Regions from separate parts of the Homo sapiens genome. Here region 2 is linked to region 1. Evidence: chromatin loops called from intact Hi-C (ENCODE). Cell type or tissue: PC-3. All regions are shown on one strand. Links, peaks and the distances in the headings refer to the core of each region. The heading gives the core; the rest is flanking DNA. Region 1 has its middle 14 kb from the start of TSEN2. Region 2 overlaps PPARG (peroxisome proliferator activated receptor gamma).

Region 1 (11,453 bases), core at 4,224-9,223:
TTCAAAACCCAGGCAAGGCATGCAGAGCTGGGGAAATTGCTGCAGGCAGGGAGCCCATGTCTTGGTGTCTCTCCTACATCTGTAGAGCTCCCTTGGCCGCTGCCTGCTTATCTGTAAAGTGGGAAAGTAACTAACCTTCCAAGATTAGACCAGATCATGCCTGTCAAAGAGCCATAGAAACTGGAAGACACTGGCCTCTGTGATTTCTCTGTCTCTGGTGTTTGCCTTCAGTCCATTTCTGAGTATTTTACTATAAGCATTTAAAACATCCTCAGCACGTTTAAGAAATCGCTGTCCTCAAAATGATGCCTGTGTGAGTTTTTGCTGTTGAAGGAATCTCTGATGGTGCCCGCATTTAAAACGTCCTCACCACATTAGGAAATTACCCCCTCCAAAGTGGTGACTATGTAAGTTGCTGTTAAAGGAATTTCTGATGGTGCCCGCATTTACAACCAAGTGCCTTCAAGGGAGCCGACTTTGCCTTCAAGCTTCAATAACTTGTTTTTTTCCTTTCTTTCTTTTTTTTTTTTTTTTTTGAGACAAGGTTTTGTTCTGTCGCCCAGGCTGGACTGCAGTGGCACCATCACGGCTCACTGTAGCCTCAACCCCCCAGGGCTCAAGTGATCCTCCCACTTCATCCTCCCGAGTAGCTGGAACTACAGGCTCACGCCACCACGCCCGGCTAATTTTTGTGTTTTTTTGTAGACGGAGTTTCGCCATAGTAACGTGTTTTTCTACCAAATAGACTCTAAAAGTGACTGGTGCACTAACGCCAGCTGATGCATGCCTGCATTTTTTAAAGTTTTTAATGGGTAACTGTTTAATTCTTCCCAGGGAGATATTTTCTAGGCGATAGAGATATTTTGTAAATAATATACTTTCTTAGCGTTAGAGGGAAAGCAAGGAATGAAAAGTCAAAGCACCAAAAGTAAAACTATTTTGCCCTAAGTCAGGTCTAGGGATGGGAAACAGGATTCATTTTAACTCTAAGGAGTGAACATAGGGATCTCTGGGACATCTGTCTGTCAGGCAGAGTCGTCTGGAACACTTCCTAGAGATCTTGACCTGTCGCCATAAGTAGGGGAGGCTAATTAAAGGAAATAAAAGACTAGTAGCCAGGAGATTCCAACGTGCTGAAAAAACAAAGGCAGCCAACCTCCAAACTGCTAAGTAAGCTCCCTGCTCTGGCCCTGCCCAGCTTCCCCTTGCAGCCATCCAGATGCTCTTTGCTTTGCCTTAATTTCCACTACCTACACTTACTCTTCTCTGTTTACCCTGAGGGATTAGCAGAGACGGCCCTTGAAACTGAGGCTAATTCTGCACCTGAGGCTCCCGGACCCCAACTGTGGGTCCCTCCAGGGCTGGCACTATCTATTCCTTGTCCTGTGTCCAATGCAGGGCCCACTAGCAGGGTGTAGTGGTTCAGAGTGTAGACAGGGAAATGCAGCAAGGAAATGCAAATGAAAACTGCTAGACACCACTGTACCTCCAACAGAAAGACTAAAATGAAAAAGACTGACCATTGGCTGGGCGTGGTGGCTCATGGCTGTAATCCCAGCACTTTGGGAAGCCGAGGCAGGCAGATCACCTGAGGTCAGGAGTTCGAGACCAGCCTGGCCAACATGGCAAAACCCTGTCTCTACTAAAAATACAAAACTTAGCCAGGCATGATGGCCCATGCTTGTAATCCCAGCTATTCGGGAGGCTGAGGCAGGAGAATTGCTTGGACCTGGGAGGTGGAGGTTGCAGTGGCCAAGATAGCACCACTACACTCCAGCCTGGGCCAACAGAGCAAGACTCTGTCTCAAAAAAATATAAAAATAAAAATACTGACCATAGCAAGCATTGGTGAGGGTGTGGAGCAACTAGAACTTTCATTCCCTGCTGATGGGAATGCACAATGGTACAGGCACTTAAGAAAACACTTCTGTGGTTGATTATAAAGTTAAATATGCACTTTACCATATGACCTAGCAATTCTACTCATAGGTATTTTCAAAAGTGAAATGAGAACATACAGCCACACAAAGACTTGCACATAAATGTTCATAGCAGCATTATTCATGATAGCCCAAAAGTGAAAACAACCCAAATGTCCATCAACTGATGAATGGATAAAAAAAAATGTGGTCTGTCCATACAATGAAATAATATTCAGCCATAAAAAGGAATGAAGCATATTGATACATGCTATAACATGTATGAACCTTAAAAACATTACACTAAATGAAAGAAGCCAGACACAAAAGGCCACATGGTGTATTAAGTCCATTTATATGAAACGTCGAGAAGGCATATCCATAGACAGAAACTAAATTAGGGTTGCTTAAGGCTGGAGGAAGGAGTGGGGGGATTACCAAGGGATGCAGAATTTCTTTTTGTCGTACTAAAATATGTTCTAAAATTGACTGTGGTAATGGTTGCAAAACTCTGTGAATACCTGTATAGTATACTAAAAACCAACCATTGGTATCTCTCTGCTTGGCTTAAAATACAATAAAATTAAAACCACCCAATTATAAACTTTTTTTTTTTTTTTTTTTGAGACAGAGTCTCGCTCTGTCACCCAGGCTGGAGTGCAGCAGTATGATCTTGGCTCACTGCAACCTTCACTTCCCAGATTCAACCCCTACCTCCCCACCAAGCGATTCTCCCGCCTCAGCCTCGCAAGTACCTGGGATTACAGGTACACGTGCCACCACACCTGGCTAATTTTTATATTTTTAGTAGAGACAGGGTTTTGCCATGTTGGCCAGGCTGGTCTCGAACTCCTGACCTCAAGTGATCCTCCCGCCTCAGCCTCCCGAAGTGCTAGGATTACAGGTGTGAGCCACCGCACCTGGCCCCCAATTGTACACTTTAAAAGGATGAATTGGTATGTAAATTCTGTCTCAATAAAGCTGTTACTTAAATAAGTGAATAAAGAAATAAATTGTGGTGATGGATGGTAATCATTGTTCAGCCCAACCCCAGCAGTCTTGCAGCTGGAGAGTCCCATAATTAGCAACCTGCAGATTGAATCAGGCTGCGGGAGCTTGTTTGGCTAGTGGCATTTGAAAACAGTTTATGATCTCCTTGCCTTCAGGCCAGGTATGCTTCTCCAGTGCTCTGTCAGGGCACACAGGATACTCATTTACACAACCTGATTGGCTTGATATGTTCAGCCTTGTGCGAAGTCAGGGGACCCCTGGGAGCCCAGAGCAGAGGGGACAAGGCCCTGACCTAGCCTAAGCTTCTCTAGAAGCTCAGAAGCCACTGTACCCAGCACTGTCATGGGTGTTACATAATAAGATGATGCCACGCTGGCCAATAGGGCTAACTTGTTTTTAAACTGGCAGAGTGGACTCTAGGATTGGGCCCATTGTCGGTGTGAGACTGGTCTGATGTCCCATTGCATACTCTTTTGCATAACAGCAATAGCAGACAGCATTTATGGAGTGCTCACTGTGCGAGTCCTTAGTATGTAGCATCTTATTTAACCCTGGCCCCAGCCCTAAAGGGGAGGTCCTAGTGTTACCCATTTGATGGTTGTGTACCTTGCTCCAGGCCACCCAGCTGTAGGGAGTGGAGCAGGGATTGGAACCCTAGTCCGGACCCACGGTTGGCTTCACTGGAGCCACAGAGACAGAGACCGAGGCATCATTTGCTCCTACCACACTGTGAGAGGGCAGAGGCAGGGAGGAAACAGGGCTTGTCCACAGGTCCGACAGCCAGAACCAGACTATTTCGTCCCCAGACTCTCCACTCAGTTCTGTTGGTGCCACTTTGGTTCTCACATCAGAAGCACAGAGGAGCAGTGCATTTGCCCCGTGAGCAACAGGCGAGGAGGGGCGGGGAAGCACCATGGCCTTTCTATCCTGAGATTGGGAAGAGCTAGATGTACGAAATTACCAGACAGGAAGGAGTATCTGGAGAGCAATTTAACATTGATAGGGAGGGAGGGAGGGAACGAGGAAGAAGGGAAGGAAGGAAGGGAAGAGGGAGGGAAGGAAAGAGAGAGGGAAGGAAGGAAAGAAAAAAGAAAGGAAAGGAGGGAGGGAGGGAGTAAATTCCTTGCAGCCCACTGAATATTTATAAGATGAGTGGTGTTATTTCTTGGTTGTTTGGTTGACTGGTTGGTTTTGGGGATCATCAATAATGGACAAAGCATAGGTTCAGCTGCCTATTTGAATTAATTCCTGGATTTTCTTATTTAAGAAAACTCTGGCAGCCAGGCCCTGAGCTCCTGCCTGATTGTCCTTTGGCTCCCTGACTCTCTCTCCCATTTCTTTTCTCTTTCTTTTTTTTTTTTTTTTTCTTTTTTTTTTTGAGACGGAGTCTTGCTCTCACCCAGACTGGAGTGCAGTGGCGCTATCTCAGCTCACTGCAATCTCCGCCTCCCGGGATCAAGCGATTCTCCTCCCTCAGCCTCCCAAGTAGCTAGGATTACAGGTGCCTGCCACCATGCCTGGCTAATTTTTGTGGATTTCGCCATGTTGGCCAGGCTGGTCTCAAACTCCTGACCTCAGGTGATCCACCCACCTCGGCCTCCCAAAGTGCTAGGATTACAGGCATGAGCCACCTGCCTGGCCTCTCCCTCCCATTTCATAGAAACACTCAAAATCACAATCCCAAATCTGAAATCCTTATCCATTGAAGAGATCATGAATGGGCTGGGCTCACATTTAGAAACAGATACAGGAGGCCAGGAGCCGTGGCTCACACCTGTAATCCCAGCACTTTGGGAGGCTGAGGTGGGTGGATCACGAGGTCAGGATTTTGAGACCAGCCTGGCCAACATAGTGAAACCCTGTCTCTACTAAAAATACAAAAAAATTAGCTGGGCATGGTGGTGGGTGCCTGTAATCCCAGCTACTTGGGAGGCTGAGGCAGGAGAATGGCGTGAACCTGGGAGGCGGAGGTTGCAGTGAGCCGAGATGGCGCCACTGCACTCCAGCCTGGACGACAGTGTGAGACTCCATCTCAAAAAAAAAAAAAGAAAAGAAAAGAAAAAAGAAAAAAAAGAAATAGATACAGGTCATTTTATTATAGAAGCTCATGTTAAACTTCACGTAATTAGCCCAGAAAAGAAGCTCACGTCACGCTGAGTGGTGATGGCAAGAGTAGCTGGCATTATTGAGCACCCGCTCCCAGCCAGGTACTACGCACATCATCCTCAAACCTCTCAGTGTCCTTGCAGGGGTAGCCCTGCTTTCCCCATTTTACAGATGAGCGACCCGTGGCTTAGGAAGATCATGTCACACAAATGCCCGCAAGTGCAAGCTCTCGATTTTTCTAATCCTTGAGAGTGGATGCTTTTTCTCTTCATCTATTTTGTCTTGGCTGATGGCTGGTGATACAGCTTTCTACAATTGGACCAACTTTCCCTGCCCAGCTCTTTCACAAACATTCCAGGTGGATTTATCATCCTGTGGGCTATATGGGACATTCTTATTCATTAATCTGCAGCAGAGCCCAAAGACAAAAGCAAACAGGAGACTCCATTCATTTAAAAAAAAAAGTGAATTAAATAGTACTCATCAAAAGAACTTGGTCAGGCCAGGCTTGGTGGCTCACGCCTGTAATCCCCACACTTTGGGAGGCTGAGGTGAGCAGATCACCTCAGGTCAGGAGTTCAAGACCAGCCTGGCCAACATGGCAAAACCCCGTCTCTACTAAAAATACAAAATTCAGCCAGGCATGATGGCGTGCACCTGTAATCCCAGCTACTAGGAAGGCTGAGGCAGGAGAAGCGCATGAACGTGGGAGGTAGAGGTTGCCGTGAGCCAAGATCATGCCACTGCACTTCAGCCTGGGTGACAGAGCGAGACTCCATCTCAAGAAAAAAAAAAGAACTTGATAGAGCTTTAAAAAATGCATTTACAAATTCATTTCTCCTCTTTACTTCATTAGCTCAAATAACATATTCTTTTCTGATAGCAAGGCCCAGAAAGCTACCACCTGCTGCTGTTTCTGCCTCTTCTGGCCATTCAACAAGTGTTCACTGATGACTCTCGGGAGAAAGTCAAGGCACAGAGATGAATAAGGCCCAGGCCCCGCCCTGCAGACCCCCAGGCCACTGGATGACATCCCTCCTGAAAGAGCAATGAATGCCAGGCCTTGTCTGATAAGAGCTATGGAAAGGCTGTCATGAAAGTGCAGAGAAGACAGAGGGCTTTCCTGCCTAAGGGAATCAGGTGAGGCTGAAGGATGGGTAAGAATTGGACAGGAAGACACAGTGAGGAAGGGCGTCTTGGAGGGCCCAGTTTCTTCCTCTCCATCGTTGTGGCTGATAGACATTGCATATGCCAGGACTGTGCCACCCACTGTATCCACATCGCTCCTGCTGAGGCTGCTACCACCCCCACCCCCACCTTTCAGATGAGCAACTGAAGTTCCAAGAGGCTAAGCCGCTGCCCAAGGTCCTAGGTGCGTTCCAGAAGCAGGCTTTGAATCCAGCTCTCTTGGCGCCCCTGCTGTTAGGTTGATTTACTGTTTTCAAAGAACCTTCAAACACGTTATCCCATTTCATCTTCCTGTGCCTGGGGTTTCTCTATGTCTCACCAGCCTGTTGGCACAGATGAGTCACCCTGCCCGTAATAACGTGAATTTTACTCTCCCAGCCTCCCCCTCTGCTCGCTCACCCCGGTCCTCCAGCCACCTGCACAGCCTCGCCCACTTCTGGCGGGAGTCCCCGGGGTGTCTGTGATCTCCTTTTCCTCCTCAACCCCACTCATTCAAGTTCACTGCCCAAGGAGGCAGCTGGAGGTCACTCCTCTTCCCTCCATTCCCGGTGTGTGTTGCTTCGAAAATTCTTTCCCAGCACCAGGGCTAGAGTAAGGTGGCTGGCGAGGAGAGGGGAGACCATGGTTCTACTACCCACTGAGTGTGGGACCTCAGTGGCCGCCGTCATCATCCTTCTGGGAGCCTCAGGTTTCTTATCTGTGAAAGGAAAGGGGTTCAGTTTCATACATGTCCCTCTGAGCAGCGGTCAAATGTGATACAGTAAACCAAGGGCCCTAAGGAAATTGGAGAATCAGCTCCCAGCACTCCATGGGACACACACATCAGCAGTCACACCTCCAGGCCCCATGTGTTGGGGGTAAGTGCCATAAGGGAATGAAACTGGTGGGAAGGGCTGTTCCTGGCTCGGGGGGCCCATATGGAGGCCGTTCCTCCAGGCCTTAACACAAGCCAGATCCTGCTCTCAGAATTCACCAGCATTACCCACAAGTCCTCCCGGGGGCCAGCTGTGGCAGGAACCAGTTGAATTCCCATGTTAGAGACAAATAAACTGAGGAGGCTCAGAGAGGCAAAGTCACTTGTCCAAGGTCACACAGCTAGTCAGTGGTAGAATCCGGTAGAACTGGGTCTGAGGGCCCCCCCGTCAACCCAGCCTCTTAACTGCTGTCTTCACAGAAAAGGGGCCAGTACATCCTGGCACTGAAAAATCAGCGCAGCCGTTCAGCACTACCCCTGCCTATAGGAATGATTCTCTGGATAGAATCATTCGTCATTTCCTCATCTGCACAGTCAGCTAGAACAAGAATTCCTGGAGCTCAAGTAGGCTCCAATGGGGATCTGCTCCCAACTCACAGAAAAGATTAAGCTGACGGCCATGGCAATTTCAACTGAGTTTTCCTTCTTTGTCGTTTTCTGAAACCTTCAGAGCCTAGAGCCCCTTGTTCCTGCTGGGACTTCGTGTGTGATAGTATCTGGCTGACCAGAATTGTCGTAATCATGAATATCATCCAGCACTGTGCTGAACCCTTCACACACCTTGCCTCATTTAACCCTCACCATGACACCGTGGGACAGACATTTGATGTTTGTCTTGCAGAGAAAAAAACCAAGGCTAGAATAGGAGAAGTGTTTGTGTCTTGCCAGAGGGGACCCAGGTAGTAAGTGACCAAGCTGGCACTTGAATCAGGTCCATGTAGCCCTAAAGCCTGTGCTCTTAACCACCACCTTGGACTGAGTTTCTTATTTTCCGCTTTCTCAGTAGTTCTCTACCCAGACTGCACATTTGAAATACCTGAGATGCTTTTTAAACATACTGTGGCTAGGCCCATCTGAGACCAATGAGGTCAGTCTCTCTGGGACCCAGATTGGAGACCTTGGCTCTAGGAAGTTCCTGCGGTTCCAACAAGAGCACCTGAGCCTCAGCTTGATCAAGTCTGACAAGTTTCGGAAGTAGCAGGAGAAGGGTGTGGGGCTGCGGGGAAGAGATGGCCTGTAGCTGATTCTTCTCCCTCTCACGTTCCCTTCCACTTCTTCTCCTCTTCCAGCCCACCCAGGAAGTGGCCTCCAGCCTCCCTCGTGGTCTGAGACCATTTGGCATTTGGGATAAGGATTTCTATGTGGCCCCTATCCCAGATGGTGTCTTGTAAGCACGGCACGTCATGGGTGCTTAGCAAACATTTGTCGAACAGATTCTTGAAAGACTCCTCCATCCGTTGCTTTCAGGCAGATGAGATTGCCTGGATTGATTTTGCAGGACTTGAAAGAACATCCACAATGGGCCCCAGTGTCACCCACCCCAGCAGGTCGCATGCCCCTCAGCAGAACCCCCAGGTGCCCTTGTGCCACACTTTTCCCAGCAATCTGTATTAACTTAAAAAAAGAAATCCTTTCTAATTTAATAGGTTGGAAACAATCTCGGTTTTGGTTTGAATTTACATTTCTTTGAATACTGGTGAGGATGAACTTTTTTTCATACGCTTATTAGTCATTTGAATTGCTTCTTCTGTGAATTGTCTGTTCCCAATTTACTAATTTACAGAGAGAAATGTAACTGCCAAAGGGACCGGATACACGTGTCCTCCAGCCAACACGTCAGCTCCCTGCAGGCACACTCCGCAGAAAGCCAAGTTCAAATCAAAATGGTGCTTGGTGAGCACAGAATGAGAAGGGAGGGGTCAGTTATGGGACTCCAGTGTTTAGCAGCATCGGGGCGAGCTAGACCTACCACGAGGCTCCCCCAAATCCTTGGCCTGGGTCCTCTTTTTCCTCCTCTTCCCTCTGCCTCCCTGGCTACCCAAGCTTTCTTCAGAAGGACATGTATATGTTTTCTTTAGAAACTCCACTGCATCCATTTAGGGCTGTCTCTGGCCTAGTTTCCCTCTGGGTTGTATACTTGAACTCTCAGAGGGCAATCTTCATTCCTTTTTTAATATGTATTTTTTTGAGACAGGGTCTTGATCTCTCACCCAGGCTCTTGATTTCTCACCCAGGCTGGAGTTCAGTGGTACCATCATCACGGCTCACTGCAGGCTTGACCTCGCAGGCTCAAGCAACCCTCCCACCTCACCCTCCCAAGTAGCTGGGACTACAGGCCTGCACCACCACGCCCAGCTAATTTTTGTATTTTTTTTAGAGATGAGGTTTTGCTGTGTTGCCCAGGCAGGTCTTGAACTCCTAGGCTCAAGTGATCCGCCCACTTCAGCCTCCCAAAGTGCTGGGATTACAGGCATGAGCCAATGCGCCCAACGGCAATCTTCATTCCTAATCCCTTGCCTCCTTCGACTGCCTACCCAGGGGTTTGCAAGGGGTAACTCACACGTTTTGGGGTGTCTGCCTCCCTGGTTGTCTGGGAATTGTCCCCTTCCCTCCTCCAAAGCAACTCCAGGGGGTCTGCCAAACTCCACAATGCAGTCCATATTTGGAGCATTTATATACTTGAGCATTTTTCTGGAGTGAGAATCAAGCCTCTCCCTAGACCCTCATAGGAGTCTCTGACCTCCAAAAGGCTAAGATCTGTTGCTACCAAGGACTTTGAGAATGCAAAGGAAGATGCTAAATGGTGTAAACCCAAGAAAAAAAAGAGAGGAATCAGACAGAGGGGCTCTGGGGGAGGGTAGATGCATGCATGGTCAGGGAAGGCTCCTGGAGCAGGAGATTGAGCTTGAAGGACAGGCAAGCCTTCACTCAAGGAAGGGAGGAGTAGAAAGAAGACTGTAGGCGCACAAGGCCCGGCACCTCTCCCCTGGAGTAGGCAGCAGCTTCCTCCCTGCAGCCTCTCAGCCCCCAGGCCTCCAGAGCCATCTTCTAAAACCACATCTGGCTGAGACTTTCCCTCCTTCCTCCCTTCCCTGTGGCCCTGTCGCCCTTGGTATAAGACCTAAGCCCCTAAGGACAGCATCTGAGGCCCTTTCACAGCCAGGATCCCACTTTCCTTTCCAGGCTTGCTTCTCCCAGGCAGGCTGCCTGATGGTTCCTGGATATGCCGTGTGTGTCCACACCTCTGGGCCTCTGCTCAGGTAGGTCCCTCTGCCTGGGGTGCCCTCTCTGACTTGGTCAGCTCCTCCCCATTCTCCAAGACCCAGCAAAAGTCCACTCCTCCAAGAAGTCTTTCCTCAGCCTCCTCCTCCTGGGCGTCCCTCAGTTAGCATTGGCCACACTACTTGAGAGTCCAACTTTCCAGAGCTTCCTCCCCTGCTAGACTGTGAGAGCTTTGCCATCAAATATCGCCTTGGGTTTACTTGGGTGTCCCAACCCTCCAGTGTAGAGATGGCATACAGGAACTGAATGGATGAGCAGGTCACTGAGCAGACACGCTGGGGAAAGCACCACGTGGAGGGAATCAAGAGAGCTGGATTCTCATTCCAGTCTTCTGGCTCCTCAGGTAAATTCCTTCTTCTCTCTAGACCTCAGTTTCCTTGTCTGTAGAAGGAGAACATTGGGACTTGACTATCCTGCAATGCTATTTATTAAGACTTACCCCGTACGAGGCCCTATTCTAGAAATGTACATACTATGATGATAGTATGACGTATATACTAATAGTAATGTAGATAACTATAAGTATTTCTGGTCAAATGAAAATATAAAGACAAAGTCCTTGAAGTTACTTGCGGTCTAGTTCTGGAACCAAGGAAGGCAGGACCAAGACCTTTTAGGGGAGTGTATTCCATTATAGGAAACATCATGCTGCTCTTGGCCCCCACGAGGTCCCTTGGGGAAGGGAAATAAACATGGATGTGACAGTCAGGCCGAGCATAGCCCAGATCCCTGCTCTGTACTCTGTAGATGTGTGACCCTTACAAGTCTCTTTACCTCTCTGAGCCTTGAAAATTGGAGACTGTGTAGCTATCTCAGAAAGTTGCTGTGAGGACTCCCTTGGATGTAGGACTCTGAATACTAGGAATCCTTTCTTTTTAGTCCCATGGAGTATAAGGAAAGGGAGGGAGATTGGACAAGGGACTCCATGCTGTAAGCCTCAGTTTCCTCATCTGCCAAATGTCCCCATAACAGCCCCCTCTGAGGGCTGGTTTGAGGTAAACTGAGGTCGAGGGTAAAGCAACTGCACTGGGCACTCAGTGAATGCGAGCTTCCCTCCAGCCTGGCGGTGGGGCATAAACTCCGCTCCATCTTCTTGGGCAGGTTTAGAGCAAGGGATTCGGAAATGCTCTGGAGACAGTCAAGAAGGAAGCACAGAAAAGGAAGAGTCAGAGGAAGCCTCTGGAACACGTGAG
Region 2 (11,453 bases), core at 2,666-7,665, 65 kb before region 1:
TTTCCTTTTAAGATTAATCAGCAGTGGTAGAAGATTTGGAAAAATACACTTGTATATGAGTACACTCAGCCTTTATAGTTCTGACCCCCAATGCAGAATGTTCATCTTCTATTTCTAAGGTCTGACTTCAGTCTTTCAGGAAACACCTCCCAACCTCCTTCGCTTTCCTCCTCTTGGTTGTCAGATTCTCCACATGAAGGGTAGAACCTAAGGCTCAAGAATTACTTAACTAAAAAACACCATCTCACAAACAATTTAAAGATGGAAAGATAGAAATAGAGATAGGCAGACAGATGGACACATAGATTAGGTTTTCAGATTCTGTTCTTTCTCTGTGGGAGAGGTCAGCGTGCCATGACTACCAGCCTGGTCTAGAACCCACAGCAGCCATAGTTACCAAGACCACAGCAATAAAAGCTGTGTTTGTTAAGCATTGCCATGCACCTAGCACTGTGTTAAACACTTCCTGTGCCTCCTCTCATCACCTCACGTGAGGTAGATAGGTACAATTATGTGGGACTCAAAAGCAACGAAATAATAAAACTGGCTTTTTTCCCCCTTAAAAAAGGTATGCGTGCCTCAGCTGAAAGACAGAAAAAAAAAAAAAAAGTAGGCAAATAAAAATCCTTGTTTTCTGTACAATTTCAGATTTGTGTATGTTTTATGGGAATTTAGTCTCACCAAATGGGATCGATTTTTCATTCCTTTTATGAACTTCTGGTGTATAAAAATGTTAAAATCACCTATATAATTGGTTGCACTGGTAGTTAAATGGAACCTAATTTGTAGCATGGGCATTTAACAATACAGATAATTTATTCATTAGAGTTAGCCTTTGGGGGGAACTTCAACTTACAAAAATACGTTTTAGTGAGATTATAGCAGAGGGATCTCACTTTAATATATCCTAATTCTAAAATGGTTTTTCGGGGTATTTTTTGGTTATATTTGTTAGGTGATAGAAAAGCAAGACTAGTAAATGTAGTAAGTGGCTATCTTTGGCTGTTTGTCCATTTAAATTAACTTTTTTGATTACCCATTAGGAAAAAATTGCTTTTCTAGGTGTGTAAAGTTTTGCATATGATTATAGCCTCTTACCTGTAAAAACTGAATCAGAGCTTAGAACCATGCCTGGCGCACAATAGTCATTCAACAATTATTCCTTGAATAAAGAGACAGTATTGTGTGGTCTGTGAAATAACAAAAGTTCAGGAGCAACAGACACTTGGTGATTCTAGTCACCTCTATTTTGTTATAGGATAACTGGTTTTCTCTGAGTTTTACACCAGAATGCCTTCTTCTTTTAATACGCCTTCTTACTTAGTGCTTTTCTCATGATCATTTTCCCAAACTTCCTAATGGACATAGTGTCTCATTTTCTGTCTGTTTTTAAACCTGATACTTTGGAGTTTAATCCATCAAACATTTATTGTTAACCTACTATGTGTATTTTGTTACACCTAGGAACAAAGATGAGAAAACATGTTACTCATATAATTTATATTCGAGTAGAATAACTGATATAAACCAACATCATAGTATAGTAACAGTTTAATACATGAGCTAATGTATGCATACAACAGGAGCCCAGCATTTAGGAAGCTTTTTATAAACTGTCCCAAACCCCAGGTTTTTTATATACTCCTAATTGAGTGGATGGATGGCCCATCAAAATGTCCCGTGGAAGACATATAATGTCAGAAGTTACCGAGTGACTCTGATAGGCTCTGCCTCCCCTACCCTCCGCACTCCTCAATTAGGAACTACTGGTGAACAAGAAATGAATGTAGTACAGCCATCCCTCCTTATTCCCTGGGATTGGCTCCAGGACCCACTCAGATACCAAAATTCCTAAATGTGCAAGTCTCTGATATAAAATGGCATAGTATTTGCATGTAACCTACACATACCCTCCTGTATACTTTAGATCATCTCTAGATGACTTATAATATCTAATACAGTATAAATACTGTATAAATAGTTCCTATGGCCAGGTGTCATGGCTCATGCCTGTAATCCCATCTCTTTGGGAGGTGGAGGCAGGAGGATCCCTTGAGCCCAGGAGTTCGAGACCAGCCTGGGCAACATGGTGAAACCCTGTCTCTACAAAAAAATTAAAAATTAGCCAGGCGTGGTGGCACACACCTGTAGTCCTAGCTACGCAGGAGGCTGAGGTGGGAGAATCGCTTGAACCCAGGAGGTCGAGGCTGCAGTGAGCCATGATTGTGCCACTGCACTCCAGCCTGGGTGACAGAACGAGACCCTGTCTCAAAAAAAAAAAAAAAGTTGTTATACTGTATTTTTTTATTTGTCTTATTTTTTATCATTGTTTTATTTATTTATTTTAGAGACAGAGTCTTGCTGTCACCCAGGCTAAAGTGTAGTGGCTCTATCACGACTCACTGCAGCCTCAAACTCCTGGGCTCAAGGGATCCTTCCACCTCAGCCTCCTGAGTAGCTGGGATTAGAGGCGCACACCACCACGCCCAGCTATTTATTTTTATTTTTATTTTTGTACAGACAGGGTCTCTCTATGTTGCCCAGGCTGCTCTCAAATTCCTGGCCTCAGGCAATCCTTTCACTTTGGCCTCCCAAAGTTCTGGGATTACAGGTGTGAGCTACCACACCCAGCCCATATTATTTTTTATTGGTTCTTTTTTCCAAATATTTTCAATCCACAGTTGGTTGAATCTGCAGATGTGGAACCTGCGGGTATGGAGGGCCAACTGCATAAGGAATTCTATCTGAGCAAAGTGGTCAGGAGGTCACAGAGGATTTTGAAGGAATATGCTATCTGGGGTTTTCTTTCCATTGTATTTCAAAATACAGTAGACAAGGACTTAATATGTGCCAGAAATTGTACTAAGTGCTGAGGATACAATAATGAACAAGATTCCTGCCTTTGTGGAGATTATATGGCAAGGGAGGAAAGAAAACATTATAGATTAATTCCTGTGATCAGTGCTGTGAGATAAGGTCATATCCTGAGGGACCCAGACAAGCCTAGCACCAGGGGCTGGGGTCACCAGTAGATAAAAATATGAACAACCATACCCCAGCCCCATGGAACAACACAGAAAGAAAATGGGGAAGAGTGAGTAGGGAACAGGATTTTTGACCAAAACCTCCTAGTTTAAAGGTTTCTATATGAAGAGGCCATGTACCAAGGATATATTCACTAAAAGTATCTAAATATAGGCTAATTCAATTTAAAGGAATCCCAACTGAGAGGTAAGATTTTCTTCCCCTCTAACACCCAAGTCTGGTCTCTAAGGAGGCCCCTACCAAACAATAGTTGTATTAGTCAGCGATAAAATTTATTTAGGGTCAATGGAAATGAATTTATGAATTTGAGACTCAAGGGTACATGTCAGTTTCTTCTTGGGAAAATCCAAGGTAATATTCACAGAGTACTCAGATGGGAAAGTTGTCGTGTGCTGTCATGTCTCATGGTAGAAATGCTACCCTTAGCATAATAACATATAAAATAACTATCTCTGGCTGGGCACAGTGGCTCATGCCTGTAACCCCAACACTTTGGGAGGCTGAGGTGGGTGAATCACTTGAGGTCAGGAGTTTGAGACCCACCTGGACAACGTGGTAAAACCCTGTCTCTACTAAAAATACAAAACTGAGCCAGGCATGGTGGCCCACCCCTTGTAATCCCAGCTACTCAGAGGCTGAGGCAGGAGAATCGCTTGAACCCAGGAGGTGGAGGTTGCAGTGAGCTGGGATTGTGCCACTGCACTCCAGCCTGGGCGACAGAGCAAGACTCCATCTCAAAATATAAAATAAAATAAAATAAAAATCTCTTTGTTCTGGGATTCAGCAGAGACAGAGTCTTGCTAGAGACATAAACAAATATGACAGTCTCTGCGCTCGAGGAGCATATAGTCTAGTGAAGCCGATCACCATAAAAACGCATGGCTGTGATACCACATCGTGAGTGTAAGAACAGAGCTATGTATGCATGGGGAACAGTGGACATGATGGCCAGGTACCCTTATTATGGGAAACATAGAACCCAAAGTGTGTTCCCAAAGGAACATGATTCAAAATAATATTTTGCTGAACATATTGGTAAGAAGGAAAGAAAACATATCTGAGTTGAAAAGTTACAGTTTATTTTTTCCCCAAACTAGTCCCCACTAACCCCTCTTACATTTTCCTTGTTGCTTTTCTTTCTTTCATTATCTTCTTTGACACTTCCTCACCCTACAGGCAGCCAGTTTGTCTTTCTGACAAACATCATTAAGTGGTAACTCTGGAGAGTCGGGAGATAACTATGGCTTCTCTCCGCTACATGTAAAAGTGCTCTCTGGACTAGTAAAATGTGATAAAGCACCATCCATATTTCTTTTTAACAGAGACAAACAAATCTTATAAACTCCCTGAGAACAAAGCCTATGTCTGTACAACTTTGAATTCTGCACAGTTTCGTATTTTAATTCGTGAAACGTGTTGATCCTTCTAGTGCCTGACCTTAGGTCAAGTGCTGGGGATACAAAGAAGGTGACCTTTGAATTGGGTCTTGAGGGATGAGTAGGAGTTGGTTCTCAATTATTTCACGTTTAAGTCGACATACTTCCCTCCCTTTGCTAAACTCGAATTCTTTCACTTTCTCAGCAGGAGTATGCATTAACTTTTAAAAATGAAAGTTAACGGTTTAATTTTTACTGATGGTCTGTGCTACTTTTGTGAAATAAAAACATGAGCAAAGTGGTAGACAGAAACCAGGACTCAAGAGCAGTGGAGGAGGAGGGCTTCTACTGTGTGGGAACGAGGGCTGGGAGAGCACAGTGTGTGTTCAGAGCAGTAGTAATCCAATGATTCATCCTGTCATTCCTCTTCCTCTATAGCCATCAGGTTTGGGCGGATGCCACAGGCCGAGAAGGAGAAGCTGTTGGCGGAGATCTCCAGTGATATCGACCAGCTGAATCCAGAGTCCGCTGACCTCCGGGCCCTGGCAAAACATTTGTATGACTCATACATAAAGTCCTTCCCGCTGACCAAAGCAAAGGCGAGGGCGATCTTGACAGGAAAGACAACAGACAAATCAGTTAGTTCTCTTCTGCTGTCTTCATTGGGGGAGGCGGGAAGTTGTTTTGGGTTTTTGTTTCTTTGAGTAAATGGTTTACTGCGCTACAAATGCACACACAGAATATTGTTCAACTGTTGGCTGTTAACATATTGCAGGCTGAGTCTGAAACGCAGGAAGTGTTTTCAGATAGCACAAGTCAACATTATTTTGAAAAGGGAGAAAAGTCCATAAAGTTTTTGAGAATAGTGTAACAATGTATTGGTCATCCTAACTTTAATGAATGAACTTAAGCCCCCTGAGCCTATCACCCTCTTTTAGGATCCATCTCCTTTCTCGGCATCAAAATAACTGGCCACAGCAATATTCATTCAAGCAGCCTTGCTTTCCTCTGGGAAGAACCCGACCTAGGTTTAGAAAAGGTATTGAATCCCACTATTTCACCTTTCAGGAGAACTACCAGAGTTACCTCTTTTTTTTTTTTTTTTTTTTTTTTTGAGATGTCGTCTCACTTTGTCGCCCAGGCTGGAGTGCAGTGGCACAATCTCGGCTCACCGCAACCTCCGCCTCCCAGGTTAAAGCGATTATCATGCCTCAGCATCCCGAGTAGCTGGGATTACAGGTGTGCACGACCATGCCTGGCTAATCTTTGTATTTTTAGTAGAGACGGGGTTTCACCTTGTTGATCAGGCTGGTCTAGAGTTACCTCTTAAGAAGTTCAACATGAGGCATAAAAATAGATTCTAGATATTATGTTACCTTTCTTTCCTTGTAGCATTCTTGATTATTCCGGGGCAACTAGAAGCTCTATCCTTTTATTACATATGTGAATTTTATCTTCTGCAAGGCTCTGAGCTGCCTGGACTACTTCAGTGGACTCTCCAACATCTGTTCACTCATTGAGCAGCACTGTTTAGAAAACCCAGAATGGGTTGTAATTGTTACTGAGTTAGGTTTTCCAAGCAGCAGAGCTCTTCTCTGACTGGAAACTGAGAAAACAACATGGAATTATAGAATAAAATTGTACCTGAATTCTAGTCCCAATTCTGCCATCAGCTTGGATGACCTGGATCATGTCTCTGTACCTCAGTTTGTTGTTGTTGTTGTTGTTGTTGTTTTGAGACAGAGTCTTGCTCTGTTGCCAGGCTGGAATGCAGTGGCGTGATCTCGGCTCACTGCAACCTCCACCTCCCTGGTTCAAGCAATTCTCCTGCGTCAGCCTCCCGAGTAGCTGGGATTGCAGGCGCATGCCACCATGCCCAGCTAATTTTTTTGTATTTTTAGTAGAGATGGGTTTTCACCATGTTGGCCAGGATGGTCTTGATCTCCTGACCTCGTGATCTGCCCGCCTCTGCCTCCCAAAGTGCTGGGATTACAGGCATGAGCCACCGCGCCCGGCTTTGTAGCTCAGTTTTTAATGACAGGGTTTGGCTTTGATTCTGATGTCTGCACAACGCTCCCAGGGCTGTAAGAACTGCAGAACACACTGAGAAGACACCGTCCCAGCCATGGAAAGCCCTTCTATGCAGTCATTTATTTTCACATGAACACCTCCCAGAGAGCTATGCAATGACTTGATAGATATGTGTAACTTTTCCCCTATTCAGATATATTGTTAGGAAAATCTCATTAACCTTTCATGTATTTTGATGACTATCTCAAGATGGTAGTTCTTCTGTTTAGCTAAACTAGTAAGAGTAGAATCAGTTAATAGAAAAAGGAAACTTATGGCATAAAGCCATATGGTAATAAGGACAATGAGTTTTCTGATTTGAAAATAGGTCTTTGATACCTCAACAATAATATACCTGGATTCAATTCTTTACAGTATAAAAAAAACCTTGCACATTTGTTAGGTTCGAGCCACATGCACCTGACTACTGCTATTATTATCCTCTTTATTTTAGAGATGAGGAAAATAAAGTCCAGAGAGGTTAAACATTTTGCCCTAAGACCCCACAGCAAGTGGGTAGAAGACCTGGGACTATAATGCAGGTTTTCTGGCCTCTAGTTCAGAGCATTCGTAGCATGCTAGCCCCTCAGTAGCATAGTACTTTAGGAAGCTAGTCTTTCCCACTTGCTGGTAGTAAGCCAGGGAGACATAATACACTAAGAAAGCTTCGGTCTGAGAAAACTTTCCATGATTGTTTTTTCTCAATTTTTAGAACAGTAGGAATTCTTCACCTCATCTGCTATCCCAACATATTCACAATTGGAAAATTTTTGTGCTGTTCTGTTCTTTTCAAATTACAAAAGTCCTTGACTAGGACTGCTGGCTTTTACATGCACAGGACTGCACAACACTGGTGTTTATAAAGCTCATTCGTTCAATGATAAAATTGGCCATAGCAAATCAAAAATAAATGAAGACCTCTGCGTAGCTGATTGGACTACAGAAAATAAGCCATTCATATCCAGGAAGAAAAAATTAAAAGGATTGCTGAAAAGGAAAGAGCCCTAAAGCAAACTATCTACAGTTTTGGTTAGTTTTCTTTTCTTTTCTTTTCTTTTTTTTTTTTTTTTTTTGAGGTGGGGTCTTGCTTTGTTGCCCAGGTGGGAGTGTCTTCTTATATTGGTCAGGCTGGCCTTGAACTCGGGGCTCAAGCCGTCCTCCCACCTCAGCCTCCCAAAGAGCTGGTATTACAGGTGTGAGCCACCAGCCATGGTTAGTTTTCATCAACTGCTTTCTCACCTTCTTTTCATCCTCTAATTCATACCTGCAATCCTTATTAGAAATCCTGTCAACTTAATAGTACCAGAAAGTCAGGCAAAAGACTGATAAAAAAAAAGCCTCGGTGGTCAAGAACTTAAAATTACACTACTGGTGTGCAACGTGCTCTTATCTGTGTTACTGGAGGACACCCTCAAGATACCTCACTCCAGTTGACTCCTTGGCTCTAAATCTTTGAGTTAAAAAATAAGGAGGTTCTTTATGGAATAAACAGGTATTAAGCTATTTAAAGGAGAGGGCTGCGAAATGCTTGATTATGGGCTTTTCAAGTTCAGAGGCCAAGCGTTTGTCATTTTCTTCCAGTAACTAGGACTGTGTCTTGCCCCTAATAGTTACTCAGACTATATTTGCTTAATTGAATTAAACACAGTTGCCTATGCCCTTTGAAATTCTGGACTTTCAACAGAGGGCCTCTAGCCCAATATTTGCTTACCAAACTGGACATCATTGATGATCTGGATTCAGGCAGGGTCTGGAAAAAGAGAGACTGGGCCAAATTAAAATAATCCATTCACTGATGACACAAAACTAAACTACAATTGTTTGGCACCCTCTCTTCTCCTTATCTTGCAAAATCAAATTAAGCACTAGTGGAAAGAAACAGTTCAGAGAGGAATATGGGAAAGGAAAAAAAAAAACCAAAATGTGATTTCCAACGAGACTAGAGATTTGTTCTTTATCTACATGGTCATGTTACTCATTTGATAGCATCTATCTCAGGGGTATTATGTTATCTCTTGGCCAGGACTCATGAAAGTTAAGATTTGCATTGATAGGAAAAGTTTTGCAGAAATATGGACTCTTGAGAGGGTGGGAGGTATATAAAAGTGGCTATGGCTGTGCAGCAGAGCAATTTGCATTTCTTATACACCCTGCTTGAGACTGATGTCATTAGTGTTGGTTAGGCCAAGGCTGGGGGAGGCTACTCAGAATAGTGGGTGACCAATTACCCAGAACCTTTGGAAAAGGAAATGACTTGATTGAAGAGGCCATTCTTTAAATGTATCTTACTGCTCAATTTCACCATTGCCTATTGTAGAATGCGCCCTGCCCGCTCAGCATTTGCCTCTAGGCAGACCAGGACTCCTTCCCCTCCCCAACTAATCTTCCTTCTCCTGTATCTTATTCCCTAGGGCCACTTGCACCTTTCAAAATGGATAAATTAAATTCCCCTGCTCCCCTTCTACCAACTTTAACATCATATCCTTGGTGTATGATGCCCTACTTTTCATTGTTTTGCCTAAATAAGAGTATGCTTGGGAATTTTAGGCTTAGGGCTGGGAAAAGATGGGATATGGAATCGTCAGCTATAGATTGCCGGACAAGAAATTTTAGGAGCAGTAGACCTTTCAACCGCCCTCAATAGGATGGAACTGACTGTCCCCACAACCTATTTCCCTTTCAGTGGCTTGCTCCAGCCAAGGCCCCTTATTTAAGAGATCTTTGTGCGCTCTGAAAACCATGCATATGCCAGAACTAGGTGCTCTGTTTCATGAAGGCAGTTTGATAACTGAATGGACTTTGGAAGTGCCCAGTGTTTGACTATTACCCTGGTGCGATGATCACACTGGGCGTATCATTGTCACATGATCCCATGTTTGTTGATGAAAATAAACAGTGGTTTTCAAAAACCATTTTCAGTGCCATGGTTTGTCATAAAACAATAAATAGAAAAGCGCTTGATGTACCTGCCAACTTTTCACCCCTATCTAAGAGATGGCGAAGCTCCGGCTGCACTCTGTCTGCAAATAAGGAATAAAACTTTTTATTTGTGCTATATTGGACTTTGGGTTCCAAAGCATCACATTGTTTATGGTAGGTACATGTGGAGTCACTGTATTTATAATTATAAGAGCAAACTGGTGCCATTGGAAAAAATGGTCTTTCTAAATAGTGTGTGAAATATGAAACTAGTGAAGAATAAAATCAATATGGAAATGTAAACTTCTATGAAAACATTTCCTTACCCATTTAAGTTTGTGCATTCTGAAATTTACAATGGCCATCAAACCCAGTGACTCAAAGCTATTGGAAAGATATCTGTCCTTTTAAATCCTACACTTACAGCTAAACAACGTATGGGTTCTTTTCCCTTTATCTCTGGAAAAGCCCGACTGAGCTGGAATTTGCTCCCCAAAGGAAAGACATCAGGCAGAATCCTCAGAGAAAGGGGCTTAGGGACCCCAGTAGAAATAAAATCAGGATAGTAGTGCCAATTCATTTCTGGGGCTGCTGGAGAAGTTAGGCTTCTGGGATCATTCATCCATGTATCAATATTAATAAAATAAATTCTTCTATTGCCAGGACTGTCAGGAATAGCTAAAGATGTAAAAGATCTAAACCAGTGTGTTCTTTCAGAGAATAAGTTAAAAATAATATTTTATAGAGTTAAAAAGAAAAGCACTTGGATTTTTTTTTTCCAATGGCTGGACTCAGTTGGCCAATACCCTTGTTTGCCTGCTGAGTAACTCTTTGGCTGGCAATTGATTTTTTTAAGAGCTGTGGTTATGTGCTAGTTCATTAGCATGTGAATAATTCTTCATATTAAGTTTTCATTTGTTTGTCGTAAATCTCTAAACCCTGCAGGAAAGCAGAATATCTTTGACAGCTTTCAAACTTCACTTCTATCACACACAGCACTCCACCAGCACCTCTAGGAAACAGTGGTTCAAAAGGCCCTGCCCCAAGACCCCAGCATGTTAAGAGCGTTAGTTTAAAATCTCCAGTTCATCCTAGAACAATCATTTTAAAAGGAAAAAAAGAAGTGGGGAAGTCCTATAGAAAGCAATGGAAAGGGAAAAGTTCTCAACCCAGAATCGGGGCTTAGGTTCTAGTTCCTGGTTTGCTATAAATGGCACTTTGACTTTGGAATGTCTCTGGCTTCCGTTTATCCATTAGTCAGAGAATGATGGGACAGATTACTTCTGAAGACCCCTTATGTCCTATAAATCTCATAGTTCTCAACAAGAGGGAAACGGGAACAACAGGGGCAGAAACCAACGAGAGGCTGAGGAAACCAAACCAATGAGTTTTGGATTGTAGCTAACCGAGGAGAACCAGGTGTGTCAAAGGTGATGAAAGTCAGATGTGTAAAAAGCAAGAAGGAAACAAAATGAAGAACATGAGCCCTAAGAATTCAGTGTCTTTCCCTGGTAAAACTAAGAACATCAGGAAAGCCACACTCGATGAGGCACACATTTTTCCAAGCCAGTTTTCACTCTGACAGGGTTACCTCAAGTGATTGTTTGAGAGAGGGTAGAGGGGTTGACTACACTCATTCAATCTGCCAAATTAGAAAAGTCACCCAGAATACCCTGTGCTTTTTGAGTGATTTTCATGTTTATCTCCCGTAGCTTGCTATTTTGTTATTCAAAAGGAGTGTAAACTTAGGGCATTCATGTATAATACCTTTCATAACTCATGTTAAAATGCTGATGTTATTGGATTTCTCAGGAACACTACTGTTCTATTTCTCCATTCAAAAAGGTAAAAAAAAAATTAATTACTCTATTTTCATCATTAATCCCATTTCCCCCATTGTCTTTGTATTCTACATAGGAAGCATGCCATAGATCTATAATTGAATTTACTCATCTATATAAAACAGTACTTTTAATCCCATCCTGAAAATCAAAATATATTTTTGAAAATCAAAATATGTCAAAATTGAAAATCAAAATGTCA

What was found. A loop is a pair of places that touch in the nucleus more often than their neighbours do. Peaks named below come from ENCODE experiments on the same cell type or tissue, not always from the same donor. Only the 100,000 strongest peaks of a DNase experiment are listed, where the experiment ranks them.
Region 2: a loop joins it to region 1, with 5 times the contacts of the local background. A loop is called at or near these places in 10 of 110 quality-filtered maps.

The regions. Positions count from the first base shown.
Region 1 is chr3:12,464,902-12,476,354 of GRCh38, forward strand. No RefSeq gene overlaps it. Among named protein-coding and RNA genes, the nearest start is that of TSEN2, 14 kb to the right of the region's middle. In PC-3, for the core only: a CTCF peak has its summit at 6,419; DNase peaks (open chromatin) are centred at 5,410 and 6,510; H3K27ac peaks cover 4,981 bases.
Region 2 is chr3:12,401,023-12,412,475 of GRCh38, forward strand. PPARG (peroxisome proliferator activated receptor gamma) reads left to right here. Exons shown (of 8, transcript NM_138711.6): 6 at 4,860-5,059. Among named protein-coding and RNA genes, the nearest start is that of TSEN2, 78 kb to the right of the region's middle. RefSeq lists enhancers at 4,481-5,680, 4,577-5,156. In PC-3, for the core only: no CTCF peak of the experiment used is centred there; a DNase peak (open chromatin) is centred at 4,879; H3K4me3 peaks cover 348 bases; H3K27ac peaks cover 3,571 bases.